2 separate regions of the Homo sapiens genome follow, and region 2 is linked to region 1. Evidence: read pairs that join two places in POLR2A ChIA-PET (ENCODE). Cell type or tissue: A673. All regions are shown on one strand. Each heading gives the region's core, and the rest is flanking DNA. Links, peaks and the distances in the headings are about the cores only.

What was found. ChIA-PET counts read pairs that join two places held together with the same protein. Peaks named below come from ENCODE experiments on the same cell type or tissue, not always from the same donor. Only the 100,000 strongest peaks of a DNase experiment are listed, where the experiment ranks them.
Region 2: POLR2A ChIA-PET joins it to region 1 with 12 read pairs; 3 of 35 experiments call an interaction of 5 or more read pairs at or near these places.

The regions. Positions count from the first base shown.
Region 1 is chr2:65,117,756-65,127,293 of GRCh38, reverse strand. The region is part of intron 1 of RAB1A (RAB1A, member RAS oncogene family); the gene reads left to right. Among named protein-coding and RNA genes, the nearest start is that of RAB1A, 7.6 kb to the left of the region's middle. In A673, for the core only: no CTCF peak of the experiment used is centred there; no DNase peak of the experiment used is centred there.
Region 2 is chr2:65,274,117-65,283,654 of GRCh38, reverse strand. No RefSeq gene overlaps it. Among named protein-coding and RNA genes, the nearest start is that of ACTR2, 51 kb to the right of the region's middle. RefSeq lists an enhancer at 7,895-8,562. In A673, for the core only: no CTCF peak of the experiment used is centred there; a DNase peak (open chromatin) is centred at 4,824; H3K27ac peaks cover 878 bases.

The sequences.
Region 1 (9,538 bases), core at 1,029-9,028:
CAGCAATTAGATTTGGAGGAACAGAGGGAGTGACTAGGAATTTTCAAGGGGGAGAAGAAGGAGGAATGGCTCATAAATGACAAGGACAGTAATTAATAAGTAAATACGGTGTCAAATCATCCTTTCTTTTGAAGACTAATGACCTCAAAGGGATCAAACCCAGAAACAGTTTTTATATTTTTTCTGGGATCAAATACATGGGTATCTGGCCTACTATATTTGTATTCTAGACTGTTTAGTAAAATAATACAGGAATTTGAGAAAACCTTTGCAAAAGTGTTAGTGAAAATTACTTAGGGTGAGAGGAAGTGAGGGATATTTTATTAGGGGAGGTCACAAGGGCAGTGAGCAATCAGATTTTTAGTAATCTGACTTAAGCAGTTTCTTTTTGTTTTAATGAAGCTTGTTATCTTTATAAAAGTAATTAGAGAAAATTTGGAAAATAAAGGAAAGAAAGAAAAGTTCTTTAGTGTTTTATCACGCAAATACAAGCTCATTCGTTTTTAACATCTTGTTCCAAACTCCAAAGTCTTGCTTTCTCTTCAATTAAAACTTTAATGGGTGGATGCTTTTCCTGCTTCCAGTATGTTATCTTAATAACTAACAATGGTATATTAGCTAATGTTTACAAATGTACTCCAGATGTTCCTTAAGTTACTTTGGTTTATCATTACCAATTTATATTGTTTCTTTTAGAAATTTATAATCTTTGTTAATGGGTTCTGCTAAATTTGGTAGTGAAAATGGGATCTTGAGAAAAAAGATTCTGAAGCAACAGAATTTTTAGATTTATATTGGTTTACATAAGAGTTGGTAGCTGTATTACTTTTTTTGTTTGTTTTGTTTTTTTTTTGAGACGGAATCTTGCTCTGTCGCCCGGGCCTTGGCCTCCCAAAGTGTTGGGATTACAGGCGTGAGCCACTGTGCCTGGCTGTTTGTGTTTTTTTTTGTTTTTGTTTTCTTTTCTTTTTCTTTTTTTCGAGATGGAGTCTCACTCTGTCACCCAGGCTGGAGTGCAGTGGCGCGATCTTGGCTCACTGCAATCTCTGCCTCCTGGGTTCAAGCGATTTTCCTGCCTTGGTCTCCTGAGTAGCTGGGATTACAGGCATTTGCCACCATAACCAGCTAATTTTTGTATAGAGTACCCAGCCATCTCTAATGTTGATCAGGCTGAAGCAGGTGGATCACCTAAGGTCAGGAGTTCAAGACCAGCCTGGCCAATATGGCAAAACCCTATCTCTACTAATACAGAAAATTATCTGGGTGTGTTGGCTGGCGCCTGTAATCCCAGCTACTCGGGAGGCTGAGGCAGGACAATCTCTTGAACCTCGGAGGTGGAGGTTGCAGTGAGCCGAGATCACACCATTGCACTCCAGCCTGGGCAACAGAGCAAGACTTGTCTCAAAAAAAAAAAAAAAAAAAAAAAAAAGGCAATTGAAAGTGTAATCTGAACAGTTAAAAAAGTAGATAGAAAGGGTTAAAGCTTTTTTTTGAGGATCTGAAGAAAAATGTGGATTTTTTTTGAGCTACGTTTTGAAGCAGGCAGTGATTATTTCAGCACATTAAGAAATGCTTAACATGGCCAGGCGCAGTGGCTCACGCCTGTAATCTCAGCACTTTGGGAGGCCGAGGTGGGCGGATCATTTGAGGTCATGACCAGCCTGGCCAACATGATGAGACACTGCCTCTACTAAAAATACAAAAATTAGCTGGGTGTGGTGGTGCACGCCTGTAATTCCAGCTACTCAGGAACCTGAGGCAGGAGAGTCACTTGAACCTGGGAGGCGGAGGCTGCAGTGAGTCCAGATCATGCCACTGCACTCCAGCCTGAGGGACAGAGTGAGACTCCTCAAAAAAAAAAAAAAAAAAAGAAAGAAATACTTAACATTATTCTCGTGATTATTCTCATAACATTTTTCATAATCCACTGGCTTCCAGTGGATTTTTTTAGTGTCAAGAAAATAATTTTGATTGGTTCATCTTTAAGGAATGTGTTAAGAATAAAGCATGTCTACCTGTCTTCAGTATACCAGCTAACTATAGTAGGAAGAAATATAGTAGTCTACTTAGATCAACTATAATTCTTTAATGCAGAAAAAGTTTAAAGTATTTACCTTATTTTTAGCCCCCATCCCCTTAAGTATATCATGGCTCCAGAATCTCTGAAAATGTTATCAGTCTTTCAGACTTTGCTCTTCTTTCATGTTATACTCAAGAAACATTTGACCTTTTTTTTTTTTTTTGCTTGCATTGTGTTTCAAATAATTTTTAACAAAACTTAAGTGTTTGAAAGTGAAAGCAGGTTGTCTTTGTGACTTTTGGTGGTGGTTTGAAAAACTCAGAAAAGTTTAAAGAAGAAAGATAACTAGTATTCTCATTGTCCAGAATATGATTTTTTAAATGTCTATAGAATATCACCATCTGTAATTCTTCCGGTAATTTAAGTATTCAGTAGTTGTATAAAACCTTTAAAATATATATATTGAGAATTTTGTGTGAATGAGATGATGAGATAATCTTGTAGGATCATTTAAAGATAAGAACTGAGGCCTGGCACAGTGGCTCATGCCTATAATCACAGCACTTTGGGAGGCCCAGGCGGTAGATCACCTGAGGTCAGGAGTTTGAGACCAGCCTGGCCAACATGGCAAAACCCTGTCTCTACTAAGCATAGAAAAATTAATTGGGTGTGGTCGTGCCTGCGTGTAGTCCCAGCTGCTTGGGAAGCTGAGGCGGGAGAATCTCTTGAACCCTGGAGGTGGGCATTGCAGTGAGCTGAGATTGCGCCACTGCACTCCAGCCTGGGCGACAGAGCAAGACTCTGTCTCAAAATAAAGTAAAATAAAATGAAGATAACAACTGAAATTTCACATTAAAAATTTTTTTGTAGCGACTGTGCCTCCTATGTTGTGCAGGCTGGTCTCAAACTCCTGGCCTCAAGCGATCCTTCCAAAGCACTGGGTGGGCCACCATGTCCAGCCTGAAATTTTGCATTAAAAAATTTCCCGCTTTTGGCTGGGCGAGGTGTCTCACGCCTGTAATAGCAGTTTGGGAGGCCGAGGCAGGCAGATCACTTGAGGTCAGTTCTAGACCGGCCTGGCCAATGTGGTGAAACCCTGCCTCTACTAAAAACACCAAATTAGCTAGGCGTGGTGGTGTGCGCTTGTAGTCCCAAGCTACTGAGGAGGCTGAGACAAGAGAATCGCTTGAATCTGGGAAAAAGAGGTTGCCGTGAGCCAAGATTGGCCACTGCACTCCAGCCTGGGTGACAGAGTGAGATTCTGTCTCAAAAAAATAAAAAATAAAAATTTCCCCCTTTAATCAAATTAAGTTAAAATGAGGGATGTTAGACAGTTTTTAACCATCAAATATTTTAGTTTAGTTTTTTTTTTTAACGTTGTCTTAAAGATGGAAGTGCTTCAAAATCAAATCTTCCTTGCCAGTTCTCTACTTGGCTTCTTTTTTTTTCTTTTTGAGACAGAGTCTCACTTTGTCACTGGAGTGCGTTGGCGTGATCTCGGCTCACTGCAACCTCCGCCTTCCAGGTTTAAGTGATTCTTCCACCTCAGCCTCTCAAGTAGCTGGGAGTACAGGTGTGTGCCACCACACCCGGCTAATTTTTGTAGTTTTAGTAGAGACAGGGTTTCACTATGTTGGCCAGGCTGGCCTCAAACTCCTGACCTCGTGATCCACCCACCTCAGCCAAATTGCTGGGATTACTTGTGTGAGCCACGCGCCTGGCTTCTACTTGGCTTTTAAAGGGAATTTTGCTTTCTGAGTAATTTTATTTCTCAGGTATCTTGGTCTTTTTAATTCTGGAAGCAATCTTAATAATTTATGTATGTGCCCTGTAATCCCAGCACTTTGGGAGGCCGAGGTGGGCGAATCACGAGGTCAGGAGATCGAGACCATCCTGGCTAACACGGTGAAACCCCATCTACTAAAAATACAAAAAATTAGCTGGGCGTGGTGGCAGGCGCCTGTAGTCCCAGCTACTTGGGAGGCTGAGGCAGGAGAATCATTTGAACCCGGGAGGCAGAGCTTGCAGTGAGCCGAGATCGCGCCACTGCACTCCAGCCTGGGCGACAGAGCGAGACTCTGTCTCAAAAAAAAAAAAAAAAAAATTTACGTATGTGCTAACATCCTGCTATATTCACCTTCCATAGCAATCTGTTGGCTGTGTGTTGTGTATGTGTGTGTTTTCTCTTCTGGGTAGTTTTGACTATACCTATGTGATGGTTTCACTATTTGTAGTTTGAATAGTTCAGTTTTATTTTGGATAGTAAAGAAGAGCTTGCTTTTTTTTTTTTTTTTTTTTTGTCTGAGACGGAGTCTTGTTCTGTTGCCCAGGCTGGAGTGCAGTGGTGTGATCTGGGCTCACTGCAAGCTCTGCCTCCTGGGCTCACACCATTCTCCTGCCTCAGCCTCCCGATTAGCTGGGACTACAGGTGCCCGCCGCCAGGCCCAGCTAAATTTTTGCATTTTTTAGTAGAGATGGGGTTTCACTGTGTTAGCCAGGATGATCTCCTGACCTTGTGATCCACCTGCCTCTGCCTCTCAAAGTGCTGAGATTACAGGCGTGAGCCACCACGTCTGGCCAGAATAGCTTTCTTTTGTGGCAAGCTATATACTTTCCTAATATATGAACATGTTTAGGGTAAAATAAGATGCTTCTTAACGTTTTGAGATTTAAAAAAAATTTGCTAATCAACTTTGAGTGTCTGTTTTTTGAGATATAGGGTCTTACTCTGTCACGCAGGCTACAGTGCAGTGATGCAATCATAACTTACTATAGCCTCCAACTCCTAGCCGGGTTTCAGTGATCCTCCCACCTCAGCCTCCTGAGTAGCTGAGAATACAAGCGCGTGCCACCACACCTGGCTAATTTTTTTTTTTTTTTTGTATTTTTTGTAGGGATGGGATTTCAATATGTTGCCCCAGGCTAGTCTCAAATTCCTGGTCTCGAGATCCACCTGCCTCAGCTTCCCAAAGTGCTGGGATTATAGGCATGAGCCCCACGCTTGGCTGAGTGTCTTAAGATGAAGAAAAACTGAAAATGGGTGTAGTGTGCCAGTGCATGAGGTATTTTAAATGTGTAGCTTACCAGCTTTTTTTTTTTTTTTTTTTTTTTTTTTTTTGAGATAGAGTCTTGCTCTGTCACCCAGGCTGGAGTGCAGTGGCACAATCTTGGCTTACTGCAACGTCTGTCTCCCGGGTTCCAGCATTTCTTCTGCCTCAGCCTCCTGAGTAACTGGGACTACAGGCGTCCACCACCACGGCCAGCTAATTTTTATATTAGTAGAGATGGGGTTTCACCATGTTGGCCAGGCTGGTCTCCAACTCCTGACCTCAGGTGATCCGCCTGCCTTGGTCTCCCAAAGTGCTAGGATTACAGGCGTGAGCCACTACGTTTGGCTGCTTATCAGCTTTTTACCACTTTGTCGCCACTACATTTTGGAATTTTCCTTTGAGAATTAGGCAAAATGCCCAGACTCCCCCCCGGCCCCCGCTTTAGAGGGAGAGGGGAGCAATTAGACTATTCCTTTGTTTCCCTATAGAAGGTGGGGCTGAGATTACTGCTTTGATATCTGGAATGTAATTTAGGGAAGAAAATTTAGGTCTTGGCCTTTCTTTGGAACCACCCTGGGAGTGTTGCAGATTATTAATAGGGTAATGGTGGAATGATATTCAGGGGAAAAATGGTCCTGAGGAGCCAGAGAACTAAGTGTTAGTTTGTTGGCTGACTGAAACATGTGAGAGATAGGGTACAGAAGAAGTAGGAAATAGTTTTCCTTGGTACTTCTGTGACAGGTTGGCTCAATTGGCTGGAACACCCTACACTGCTTTATTAAATCCAAGGTTGTGATAGGTTCCAGTTAAGTTTACTGTGTTCTATGCTTGTAGATTTCCTAATTAGGACAAGTAGTGTTAAATATGCATGCCTTTATTCACAAGAGGGACCATTCTTTTGGAAACATCACTTTTTAATAATACTAGGTGCTATTTAGCACTTACTCGGTGCCAGCCACGTGGCTATGGTTTTTTTTTTTTTTTTTTTCGAGACATGATCTAGCTCTGTCTCCCAGGCTGGAGTGGTGGTAGCACAGTCATGGCTCACTGCAGTCTCAACCTCCTGTACTCTAGTGATCCTCCTGTCTCAGCCTCCTGAGTAACTGGCACCATGCCTGGCTAATTTTTTTTTAAGAGATGAGATGTCGCTATGTTGCCTATGCTGGTCTCGAACACCTGGGCTCAAGTGATCCTCCTGCCTGAGCCTCTCAAAGTGTTGGGATTACAGGTGTGACCCACCTCACTTGGCCATCTATGGTCTTTACATAGGGCATTTTGTGCAGTCTGCGTCTCAAACTAGTGATCTTCAACAGTGAAACTCAGTGAATTATGTAATTCATGTTTTCCAAGAACAATGATGGATTTAATTTCTCTGAATGTATTTCCTTTGTATAATAATAGTACTTAAGTGGAATTACTCTTTGTCCTTTCTACTCTCCTTATAGATATTTTCTGGTATCTTGATTTGGGACTGTTACATTTAACCCATTTATGGTCGTGTAGCCATACTCACGTTACATTTGATGCATCTGCTCCCTTTGTGTCTATATACTCATATAACATTTTGCATAAAGTTATAGGCAGTTCACACCAAGGCTGTTCATGAACCTCAGATTAAGAATACTTGATTTAGGAGATTGAAAACAGAAAAGAGAATGTTAACTATCATTATCAATATTAAAATGTGAAAATCTGAGAGTGACAAAGCTTAGCTTTAAATCTGGTATCCCAAACTCATTTGAGTTTTTTTTTTTTTTTTTTTTTTTTTGAGACAAGGTGTCGCTTTGTCCCCCAGGCTGGAGTGTAGTGGTGTGATCTTGGCTCACTGCAACCTCCACCTCCCAGGTTCAAGTGATTCTCCTGCCTCAGCCTCTGAAGTTGCTGGGATTACAGGCTGCGCCACCACGCCCAGCTAATTTTTTGTATTTATAGTAAAGACGGAGTTTCACCTTATTGGCCAGGCTGGTCTCAAACTCCTGATCTTGTGATCCTCCCGCCTCGGCCTCCCAAAGTGCTGGGATTACAGGTGTGAGCCACTGTTCCCGGCCTAATTTGAGTTTTAAAATGTGGAGTTTAAGATGTTAGTCTTAAAGTGGGTTAGATGAAATTTATAAAAATAGTCAAATAGCTAAATTTATAAAAGGCCATTTGAAACAATTTTGTGAAATATATAATGTGGATAATTATGTAGTGCTTTATGTGTAGATTGGTGGTTAGCATCTGCCTGATGAAGAGCAGTTGGATTTCTTACTTACTAAAGCTAGTGAAATCTGAACTCCAAATTAGGCATCTTCACCAGGCTTTTTTGAGCCGAGCTAACTTACTCTCTTTTTTATTTTTATTTTTTAATTAATTAATTTTTTTTTTTTTTTTTTTTTTTTTGTAGAGACAGGATCTCCCCATGTTACCCAGGCTTGTCTCTGGCTCCTTGGCTCAAGCAGTCCTCCTACCTTAGCCTCCCAAAGTGCTAGGATTACAGCTGTGAGCCACTGCGCCAGGCTGAGCTTATTCTCTACTAACACAAGTGTTCTAATTTAATTTAAGCAGTGAATCACACTTTTCTTTGTATTTGGTCAGGTTCTGGGTGCTAGTTTATATATGATTTGATTCATTCTGATAGGGTTTTTTTGTTTTTTTTTGTTTTTGTTTTTTTGTTTTTTTTTGAGACAGAGTCTAGCTCTGTCGCCCAGGCTGGAGTGTGGTGGCTCGATTTCGGGTCATTGCAACTTCTGCCTCCCACCCAGGCTGGAGTGCAGTGGCTCGATTTCGGGTCATTGCAACCTCTGCCTCCCAGGTTCAAGCGATTCTCCTGCCTCAGCCTCCTGAGTAGCTGGGATTACAAGCACCCACCACCATGCCCGGCTAATTTTGTGTATTTTTAGTAGAGACTGGGTTTCACCATGTTGACCACGCTGGTCTCGAACTCCTGACCTCAGGTGATCTGCCTGCCTTGGCCTCCCAAAGTGCTGGGATTACAGGTGTGAGCCACCACACCAGGCCTCAAGAACTTTTTATTTTTGAGACAGGGTCTCACTCTGTCACCCAGGCTGGAGTACAGTGGTGAGATCATGGCTTACTGCAGCCTGGACTTCCCAGGCTCTGGTGATCCTCCCATCTCAGCCCCTGGAGTAATTAGGAATATAGACACACACCCATGCCTGGCAGTTTTTGTATTTTTTTTCTTTTTTCTCTTTTTTTGTAGAGACTGGGTTTCACATGTTGTATCAGGCTGGTTTTGAACTCCTGAGCTCAAGCAATCCTCACTCTTTGACCTCCCAACGTGCTGGGATTACAGGCATGAGCCACTGTACCTGGCCTTTTCTACATTAAAAACTTTTTATTAAAAAACCCAAATCTTCCTTGTGGTTGTATATACATATATACATAGGTACACACATGGAGAATTTTACCTTGGAGGAAGGCTTGGTAAAGAAAATAGCCCTTTGGGCCGGGTGCGGGGGCTGACGCCTGTAGTCCTAGCACTTTGGGAGGCTGAGGTGGGCGGATTGCCTGAGCTCAGGAGTTCAAGACCAGCCTGGGCAACACAGTGAAACCCTGTCTCTACTAAAATACAAAAAATCAGCTGGGTGTGGCAGCATGTGCCTGTAGTCCCAGCTACTTGGGAGGCTGAGGCAGGAGAACTGCTTGAACCCGGGAGGCAGAGGTTGCAGTGAGCCGAGATTGTGCTACTGCACTTCAGCCTGCGCGACAGAGCAAAACTCTGTCTCAAAAAAACAAACAAACAAACAAAAAAGGAAAATAGCCTTTCTCTATCATCAGAGTATATTAAGAGTTGAGTTTTTTTTTCTGTTTTTTAAAATTTTTGTTGTTTATTTTAAATTACAAAACATGGACTCTGCTTACAAATTAAGAAAATGACTCATGTTCAAACAAGCATAATCAATATAACAGTTAATACAAGTTAAATATTGTAATATGTTTACGGAATAGCATGGCAAAATAGTGCAAAAGATTTGGGGAAGGGGCCTATAATTTCTGTTAACAGAAAGTTTTAGTTATGTTGATTCAACTGGAGAGGAACAGAGCTCCCAGAAGGACTCCAGAACACTTGATGCTTGTCTGAGTGGGGTCAGCAGCACTGAGTTCCCACCAGACAGAAAGTTTGTGTGTGTACATTATTTCCCTTAACTGCCACAATAATCCCATGAAGAAAATGCCCTAGTTTTACAAACAAGGAAACAGAGGCAGAGAAGAGTTAAATGACTTGCCCAAGGGCATTCAAAGTAAGCAACTGAATTGGAATTTTAACTCAAAGGCTTGGATGTCCCACTACAACAAATAGGCTGTTTCTGCTTTACTACATGTGCTTACTTCTAAGAATTTAACATTTTAGGCTGGTTGTGGTGGCTCACTCCTGTAATCTCAGCACTTTCGGAGGCTGAGGTGGGTAAATCACTTGAGCTCAGGAGTTTGAGACCAACCTGGGCAACATGGTAAAACCTCATCT
Region 2 (9,538 bases), core at 994-8,993, 160 kb before region 1:
GGACTTGTTGATTTATTAAATAATTCCACATTCTCCTGAGATCAAGGAAAATACTTTTCAGAGTGGCTTTCTTGGTGTCTAACATTTCTGCTTTATTGCAGCGAAGACACAAATAAAATCCTGATCCTTTACCAGCCCCCTCCTCACCCCACCCTCAGCTCCTCTAAGAAAGGGGAAAACCCTAGTGTGAATTTACTTTACATCATTACCATTTATAAATTCTTTCATCTTTCCTGGAAGTTTATTTGGGATTTCATTAATCTTACCGTATTCATGGGGTGCAAAAGCAAACTCGGCAGGATATAGCTGAGCACACTGTCTGCTCTTTTCACCTTCTGCTCCCATGGAAATCTTAAGTCAGAATCTCATTCCACTGGATGAAGGGACTGAACAAATAGATGGCACCTCTCTTTTGAGAAAGCTGACTTTAATTTGATAAATATTGAGCTCCTGCTACATATGGCACATAGAGCTCTTACCTTGGACATGTGAGAGAAGAAACACACTCTATATTGCTGAACTAAATGTTTTGGAACTATCCAGTGTCTTTCATTGCCAAGCACTGGCTTCCTTAAGACAGAATTGCATCCCAGCCAGATATTGTCAGGATTTACCTATATTAGTCAGGGTCTTAGCTGCAAGCAACAAACCCTACCCTGCCCTGGATGATTTAAGCAGAAATAAACTAGTAAAGAATATGTAGGAGTTCACAGAATCTCCAGGTTGCCGCAGAGTCCAGCTGGAGGACACCCAGTCATGACCAAGGCCCAACCATGCTGTGGGCCTTCAGCAGTGACTCCTACCACCTCCCCTCCTGGACATCGTCTCTGCCACTCACACCCCTGACACTGGGCACTGAATACCAAGTGCCTTGCCCAGCTCTGCTTCAAAACCCCAGGCCTGTGGTGACCCCTGGCTAGGAAACAATTCCTCTGGGTAGCTGCTTCTGGAGTGGGAGTGTCTAACGGGCAGATCTTTGCTACAAGAAAAGCTAGAAGGGTGAGTTGTGGACTTCTGCCTCAGGGAAGCAAGATTTGTAATGTAGAAAAATCCCTAATCATGGGAAGAGAATTCAAACCATGGTTGGTGGCCACAAGTCATGACCAATGTCCACTAATAACCTCCCAGTTTCTAGGTTTTCTTTGCATTCATTAGTCTAATGTATTTGTCAGTTATAGTTTTAGTCTTCTCTCTCCTCCTATCTGCTGTTGTTTGGCATTCTACAGCTTATTCTTATATTAAAAACATCGATAATCCTTGAATCTTAGTTCTAAAGCAAACCCTTGAGGAAGGGAGTGTGAGTGATGACAATTCCTAGCACCTGGAAACCTGCTGTTGACAAAGGAGGAAACAGGCAGGGCCCAGAAATGTGAAATTTCACCATAGCTACTACAGCTGTCCTACTGGCTAGGACCCAGATTTCCCAGAATGTGCTTTGCATAGTGCTAATAGGCGGTGGGCCACAGAGGGAGGGTGTGAGGAAGAGGGGAAGAGAGAGAGGAGGGGGAGGGGGAGGGGAGGTAAAAAAGTGGAGAGGGAGAGGGAGGGAGGAAGAGTGGGGGAAGAAAGAGAAAGGAAAAGGGAAAGAGGGACAGAGAGGGAGAGGGAGGGATATGGACGGAGTGAAGGAGGGGGAGAGAGAGAGAAAGGAAAGACACACACACAGAGACAGAGAAAGGGGGAGAGAGAGAGAGAGAAACAGAAAGAGATCCCTTGCTGAATAAAGTCGGCTGGGTTTTCTCCCTGCAGGACATCTCTGAGACTTTAGTATGCTGCAGGGAAGGTTTCTGCAGCATTTCTCTAACTCTTTAAACCACAAAGCACACTTGGGATATAGGGCATTTAGCTGGGACTCACAGAATACTCTTGGGGAAATATCATAGTACTCTGTGTTCTTACACGTTAGAACTCTGAAGAACACTTCAGATTTGAAACTCAGTGATTTTCATGCAAATACAAGTAATTTTTTTTTTTTTTTTCTGAGACAGAGTTTTGCTCTTGTTGCCCAGGCTGGAGTGCAGTGGTGCAACCTCAGCTCACTACAACCTCCACCTCCTGGGTTCAAGTGATTCCCCTTCCTCAGCCTCCCAAGTAGCTGGGACTACAGGCGTGCACCACCACACCCGGCTAATTTTTTGTATTTTTAGTAGAGACAGGGTTTCATCATGTTGGCCAGGCTGGTCTCGAACTCCTGACCTCAGGTGATCCGCCCACCTCGGCCTCCCAAAGTGCTGGGATTACAGGCATGAGACACCACACCTGGCCGGCCAAATACAAGTAATTTTAAATGTCACTTTTGAGGGCTACTTTATTATTTTTTTGAAACAGAATCTGGCTCTGATGCCTGGACTGGACTGCAGTGGCAGAATCTCGGCTCACGGCAACCTCCACCCCCACGACTCAAGCCATTCTCCCACCACAGCGTCCCAAGTAGCTCAGAGTACAGGCGCACAGTACAATGCCTGCTGAATTTTTGTATTTTTTGTAAAGATGGGGTTTCGCTGTCTCGCCCAGGCTGGTCTCGAACTCCTGAGCTCAAAAGATCCACACAACTCGGCATCCCAAAGTGCTGGGATTACAGGCATGAGCCACGGGCATGAGTCGAGGGCTGCTTTCTAAATTTATTTTATTTTATTTTATTTTGAGACGGACTTTCGCTCTTGTTGCCCAGGCTGGAGTGCAATGGTGCAAATCTCGGCTCACTGCAACCTCCGCCTCCTGGGTTCAAGCAATTCTCCTGACTCAGCCTCCCGAGTAGCTGGGATTACAGGCATCTGCCACCAAGCCCGGCTAACTTTGTATTTTTAGTAGAGATGGGGTTTCTCCATGTTGGTCAGGCTGGTCTCAAACTCCGGACCTCGGGTGATCTGCCCGCCTCGGCCTCCCAAAGTGCTGGGATTACAGGCGTGAGCCACTGCACCCAGTCGAGGGCTACTTTAAAAAGGGAAGGAGGGAACCGTACTCCAGTGCCTTTCCAGTTCTCTAACTTGAGAACGGAACGCCTTGGGAAGTTGCTTTACCCCATCACCGTTTGACTTAGGAAGTGCAACTTGAAATCTTTAAACAACAGAGCCCCCTTACAGGTAAGCTTTATGGTCAAATGATTGTAACTAACACAAGATAAAATAATGTTATCCAGTGAGGAAAAAAGATTTGTCTCCTAGGAAGTCAATTTAATACATACGAAATTACAAATGTGCTTATTTTGCGCAAACTGTAACATTGTCATGAACTGATATTTTTTTTTTTTTTTGAGACGGAGTCTCGCTCTGTCACCTAGGCTGGAGTGCAGTGGCGCAATCCCGGCTCACTGCAAGCTCTACCTCTCGGGTTCACGCCATTCTCCTGCCTCAGCCTCCCGAGTAGCTAGGACTACAGGCGCCCGCCACTATGCCCGGCTATTTTTGTGTATCTTTTAGTAGAGACGGGGTTTCACTGTGTTAGCCAGGATGGTCTCGATCTCCTGACCTCGTGATCAGCCCGCCTCGGCCTCCCAAAGTGCTGGGATTACAGGTGTGAGACACCGCGCCCGGCCATGAACTGATTTTTTAAAAAATCATCACCAAGTTAAACCTGACAGATCTTCTCCAAACTAATTTAACACATATACATGACAAAACCTGCAAAAAAAAATCCTTGGCTCCCACAGGAGCTGGCCCCCAAGCCCTTCACAAGAACAGCTGCACAAGGCTAACACTTCCAACTACGGCATACAATTTGGCTTAGTAATCCTTGGTGCATTTGATATTGAGATATTTAGCAGCCTACTAAAATGCCCGCCACTCCTACTTTTTAAAGGTATTTGTTTGGTTCCGTCTAAATGACCATTAAGATACTGAGAAAACCCATCTTTGAGGTTTGGGAAGCCCTGACAAATCTTTTTTATTTTAAAAACATTGAATTGTGCCAGGCGCGGTGGCTTACGCCTGTAATCCTAGCACTTTGGGAGGCTGAGGCAGGCAGATTACTGAGGTCAGGAGTTCAACACGAGCCTGGCCAACATGGTGAAACCCCGTCTCTACTAAAAATACAAAAAAAAAGTTAGCAAAAATACAAAAAAAAGGCGCAGTGGTGCGTGCCTGTAATCCCAGCTACTCGGGAGGCTGAGGCAGGAGAATCGCTTGAACCCAGGAGGCGGAGGTTGCAGTGAGCTGAGATCACATCACTGCACTCCAGCCTGGGCTACAGACCGAGACTTTGTCTCAAAATACAAACAAACGAACGAACAAAAAACTCGTTGAATTGTGAAGGTTGCCATGCAGCAACCAGTCCAGTTACTCTAAAATACTGCCTTACTCAAGAGAGGCTTTCATAGTTATCAGTATATTCACTTCTTTTAAACCACATTTTCTTAAAAAGTGAATTATTTTCCACGAGATTATCAAACTGTTGAATCTTGTCATGGGAAACTAAAGGCAAATTAGCAATGATCTTATGGTAAAACTTGCTAGATATATTTTTCCTTTTTTTTTTTTTTTGCATGTGAGACTGAGAACAGATACTATTTTAAAACAATTTATATGTCGGCCTTGATGTGTCTAAACATCCAGAAACAATAAGAGGACTCTGTTTCCAGGACTCTTTAAAACCAAGCCAGTCGCCCCACTCTTCAGTTGCTTTGTTCTTGGTATTCCCATTCCATGTGAAAACATTTAATCCAGGTCCTAACCCTCAACTATCCCATGAGTATGTGAATTACAGATTCTTGCACATCTGAAGTACTTTCTTGTGGCTTTTTGGGGTTTTGCTTTGTTTTGTTTATCCTACACAACTTCCTTCCTTCCTTCCTACACTCAGCTCCCCAGGGCTTTTAGAGATAGGCTAACCACTAATCATGTCCTCTTGCTGCAGTGGGACAGGAGACCCAGATCCAGGCTCCTCCCTCTGCTCCTGGCTCGAGGAGGATGTAAGCAATAATGGCCATCTCAAACAACACTGCTATTCACAGCATGGAGATCTGGGAAACATCCTTGAATTCAGATAGTGAAATTAGCTGCTTTTAAAGTAACACACAGCTGTTCTGCATGGAAGCGTTGTTACCGTCTCCCAGGCGGTAACTTGCATGTTTTAGCCTCTACGGTCGGCCTCCCATTAGGTGGTCCCCTCTGAAGACAGCTGGTCTGAGAGCTAGCTCATGTAGTCGCCATTCTCAGAACGTTCCCAAAACACAGGACAAGTTCTTAGCAGATGTAGGTGATTCAAATGCTTCCCCTCCCCAAGTGTTCTTCTCAAGGGCCACTTGGATTCCAGGGGCCACTGCTAACCTTAGTAACTGTCATTCTTTCCATTTCTTGCCTTCCTCTTGCAAGTGGAGAGTTTATAAACTCCACTGACTCATTTATGAAGCTCTGAGCCAAATCCGGGGCCTTGGACCACAGTGTACACCTGCTGGTCAAAAATTAAACCTACCAAGGGGAAAAAAGCCTCAACTGATCACTCCTAAAAGTGGGACAAGCTCCTCTGGATCCAAATGCCTGTAGCCAACACTCCTTTCACTCGTTCACTCCCAGAGCTTCCACTTAAGTTTCTTCATGGAAATGGTTTGCTATCAACAGAAGAGCAAGCCCTTGTGGGCACTTCATATCAAAGCACTTTTCAAATGGCACTTGGGACGCCAACCACTCCAGGCTTGGGGCACTTGACTCACTGAGTTAAATTAAGGCACACAAAGGACAAGTGCTTTTCCCAAGGCCTGTGATGAGGCGCAGGGTCAAGACAGCCTCCTAAACTGATCAAGGCTTTGAAATAGGACAGGGCTCAATGACCACCACACAGAGCCATCAATGGGTGTTGGAAAAGCAACGGTTGTATAGTCAGGAAGATGCTTGAGCCCCACTCTGGCTCTACAGCTTCTTAGCTCTGAGTCTTTGTTCTTGTTACTTTACCTCTTAAGTCTCAGTCTCCTCATCTACAAAGTGGTGATAATTCCTACTTGCATTAAGTGAGAATGCTGGCAAATGCTTAAGGTACAGTGCCTGGCACTTCACAGACACTCATAAATGGTGACCTTACAGCTTTGTCGTGTCCTCGCTGTTGTTCTCATTGCTTCCTTTTTAGCTCTCTTAATTAACGTAGGGTCTGAAGACCATGGTTGGCTCTGCCCGCAGAAAGTCAAGGAACTTTAAAAGTTCAATAAACACGTTTGAGATGCATTCTTGTTCTCCAAAAGGCAGTAAACCAAGGCAGAAAAATGCACCCCTTTTCCAAAAGGGATTTGAAACAAAGCCCTTTGGAAGCAGATGAGACTGGTAGCATGTTCCTTTGTGAGCAAGATTAGGCACAAGAATGAAGCAAGCCAGCAGTTTTCTCAAGGTATACAGTGGCACCCTGGAGAGTAAGCCCGAAGAGTCTCAAGAGTCCCCAGGCGGAAAAGCCTTTGCCTTCATTCTCTTAGGAAACTCCTAATTAAGTGAAACCTTCTGTACAAACATACCAAGATTTTTTATTAATATCATTTAGTCTGTAGCTTAATTCTTACAAAATTTCCCTGGTTTCTGATTCACATTTTTCTAAGTGCAAAAGACCCCTTCCTAAGAGTGTCACCTCAATTTCTGGAAGTGGAGCCAGGTATCTGCATTGTCACTAGCTCAAGAGAGTCTCAGGCACCCCAAAGTTTGAGAATCACTGGCCCGAGTGTTGCTAGAAATGCTCGGAGAAGGGGCGAAGGTGGGAAAAAATGGAGCACCTACGGAGACTCGGAATTCACAGTCTAAATGGAAATCGTTTACACTGATATTGTCACAAATCCAAGCTATCTGGGGTGAATGGTTTCCTGATTTTTTCTCCATAAATCAATGTGGATATTCTTGGCAAGCTCTGCTCCTCTGCAGGGTGGGCAGCTGTGAGTCAAGCTGCCTCCTCTTCTCTTGACCTTGTCTTCCTGCTTTTTGCAGATGCAATTCTTTCCCTGTCTGCCTCACAGCTAATTATTTCAGCAGACAAGCTCAGAGCCTGAAGAAAACAGGGTGTATTCTTGAAAGTAGTAACTGTACTGAAATTTAGTGGGAAAAGTTTCTCCTTTAGCCCTATCTTCTGAATAAAATCAGCTAGTGGTGTGAGCTGCCATTTGGTTTAGGTTGACAGTTAGCAAATCATGCCTTCTGAGTTTAAGGTACTCTTTAGTATTCTATTTTATCCTAACAGTTCAGGGAACTTGGGAGCAGCAAAGGTTTTTGCGATCTGGGCCAAAGTCACAAGTTTTCTAGTTTCAATGGTGGGGATGGGGGTGGAAGAACCATAAATCCAATCCTCTTTAGACTCTTAAAACATGGAATTTCATTACATAAATCATTCTCTTCACGTATTTGTTCAAAAGTGCAACAAAACAAAGCTTTCATTTAGGATATTCAAGGAAGCCTGTCTTACTGTTATTAAAGCACCTGAGGGAGGATTTGTGTTGGCTCACACCACAAATCTTAGCTTCTTTTGAATGGTATGAACAGAAAAAAAATGTTTAAGGCATAAAAGAGTTGCTATGAAATGGAAATGATGAAGATCATTTTCATGCAACACTAAGACTGGTCGGATTAACCAAAAGAAATCAACATAAAGTTGTCATACCATTTAAAAAATAGTAGCTTAAAGTCAGAAGATAGTTTTCCTCACACCACCTATACCTTGTGTTTCAAAAACACAAATGGTGAACACTGGCACTCCCCAAATCCACATTATGAACTGCATTCTGTATTAGGGGACCATGTCAGTTTTGATATCATAAGAAACATAATTATAGCAGTCATTAATGTGTGGACTGTTGGTCACCATAAACAATTCAATACTTCCACTTTTGAACAAGTTGCATCCAAAAGTTCATTTGTCAGTTGCATAGAACTTGAAATACATACATGCTCTCTAAAAGTAAAGCTACATCTGGTAGGTTGGTTTCTTGGCCTGATTATAAATCACTTTCATGTATCAAGCAGCTAAACTTGTAGCATTAGCTGTACTAGCTTGAGTTCAGGAAGCTGGAACACTGCAAGTCGGAAGCGAGGAGAAAGGAATGTTGAAATGAGCAGTTTGCTTTGGTTATTTTACCACTTCCAGCACTCAACTCTCATCTACCAAGGTGAGCTTGCCCTAAAAAGTGAGCTTGCTCTAAAAACTGAATTTCCTCAGGAACCTACCAATTTTCTCCAATGCACTCCTTAGGCCAAAGTTACAGACCTTCCTTTCACTTACATCACAAAGAGCTGCTAATCTCCCCTAGGCGTCAGTGTGAGTCTCTGGATTTCCTTTTAATACAAATGGATGTGTAAATGACTGATGGTGCTTTAACCATCCCAGAACTGGCCTTTTTAATGAAAAGGTGTTTATCATCCATTTGAACTGAAGATCCATTTGGGGGAGGTGGAGCAGAGGTCAGCACACTGGCAAAAGATGGTCTCTAAGTGGTTCCGGCTTCCCAGGGCTGCTTCCTGTGTCACTTCTGAACCCATCTGCTAAAAGCCCTAGTTTTCCCCAGGAAGAGGAGGAAAGAAGGGCATTGCAGGTGTGGGCCCAGGAGAGTGGTTCATACTTTGAAGCCTGACTGTCCTCTTAGCCCCTAAAACAGGAGTATGAGAGTTGTGGGGGAAGAGTTGGAAAACAAGCAAACCCTCAGGCTCCATTCGGTGGTCCAGAGTGGGGCTCAAGGAAGCCTGCTTTTTTTTTTTTTTTTTTTTTTTTAAGATGGAGTCTCGCTCTGTCACCCAGGCTGGAGTGCAGTGGCTGATCCCAGCTCACTGTAACCTCCACCTCCTGGGTTCAAGCCATTCTCCTGCCTCAGCCTCCTGAGTAGGAATAGTTGGAATTACAGGCGACCGCCACCATGCCCGGTTTGTACTTTTAGTAGAGACAGGGTTTTGTCGTGTTGATCAGGCTGGTCTCGAACTCCTGACCTCAGGTGATCCCCCACTGCCTTGGCCTCCCAAAGTGCTGGGATTACAGGCGTGAGCCACCGCGCCCCGCCTAAGAGCCTGCATTTTTAACAAAAGGAACATGTGATTCTGACCCCATACTGAAAAAGACATTTGAAGGACAAGTAATTTGTTTTAAAAATACAGATAATCATACTTTAGCTACATCACTTCCTGTGGGATGTTTTCATTTTAGAGACTCCTTTAGAATTCCAAGTTGTGTAAGCAGGGAACTTAGAGGTTGAATATTATCTGCTTGAATTCCACCTAAACTACTAAGTAAAAGCAAAACAAAGAGGACAGCCTCCTTAATTGATTCTTTGAATCAAGGTCCTTTAAATTGTCACCATAGTTTAGGTTCCACTCCTTCCTAATAGCTCTTAAATAAAAATTAATTAATGCCAGAAGCTTTCAAATGTAGATCTAAGTTAGCAGGGAAAAAAAAAACACATCTGGAGGTAAATTGTAGGTTTCCAATAAAGGGGTCAAATGTGTATTATCAATTTAACAACTGAGCCTCATTTAGGCCCAAATTTCTTACTCTTCAAACACTAAGTTGTCACAAAATATAAAAATATAAGAATATATACATGTAAACATAAGAAAATATGAAAATATAAGAATTAACAACTCAGGAAACCCTT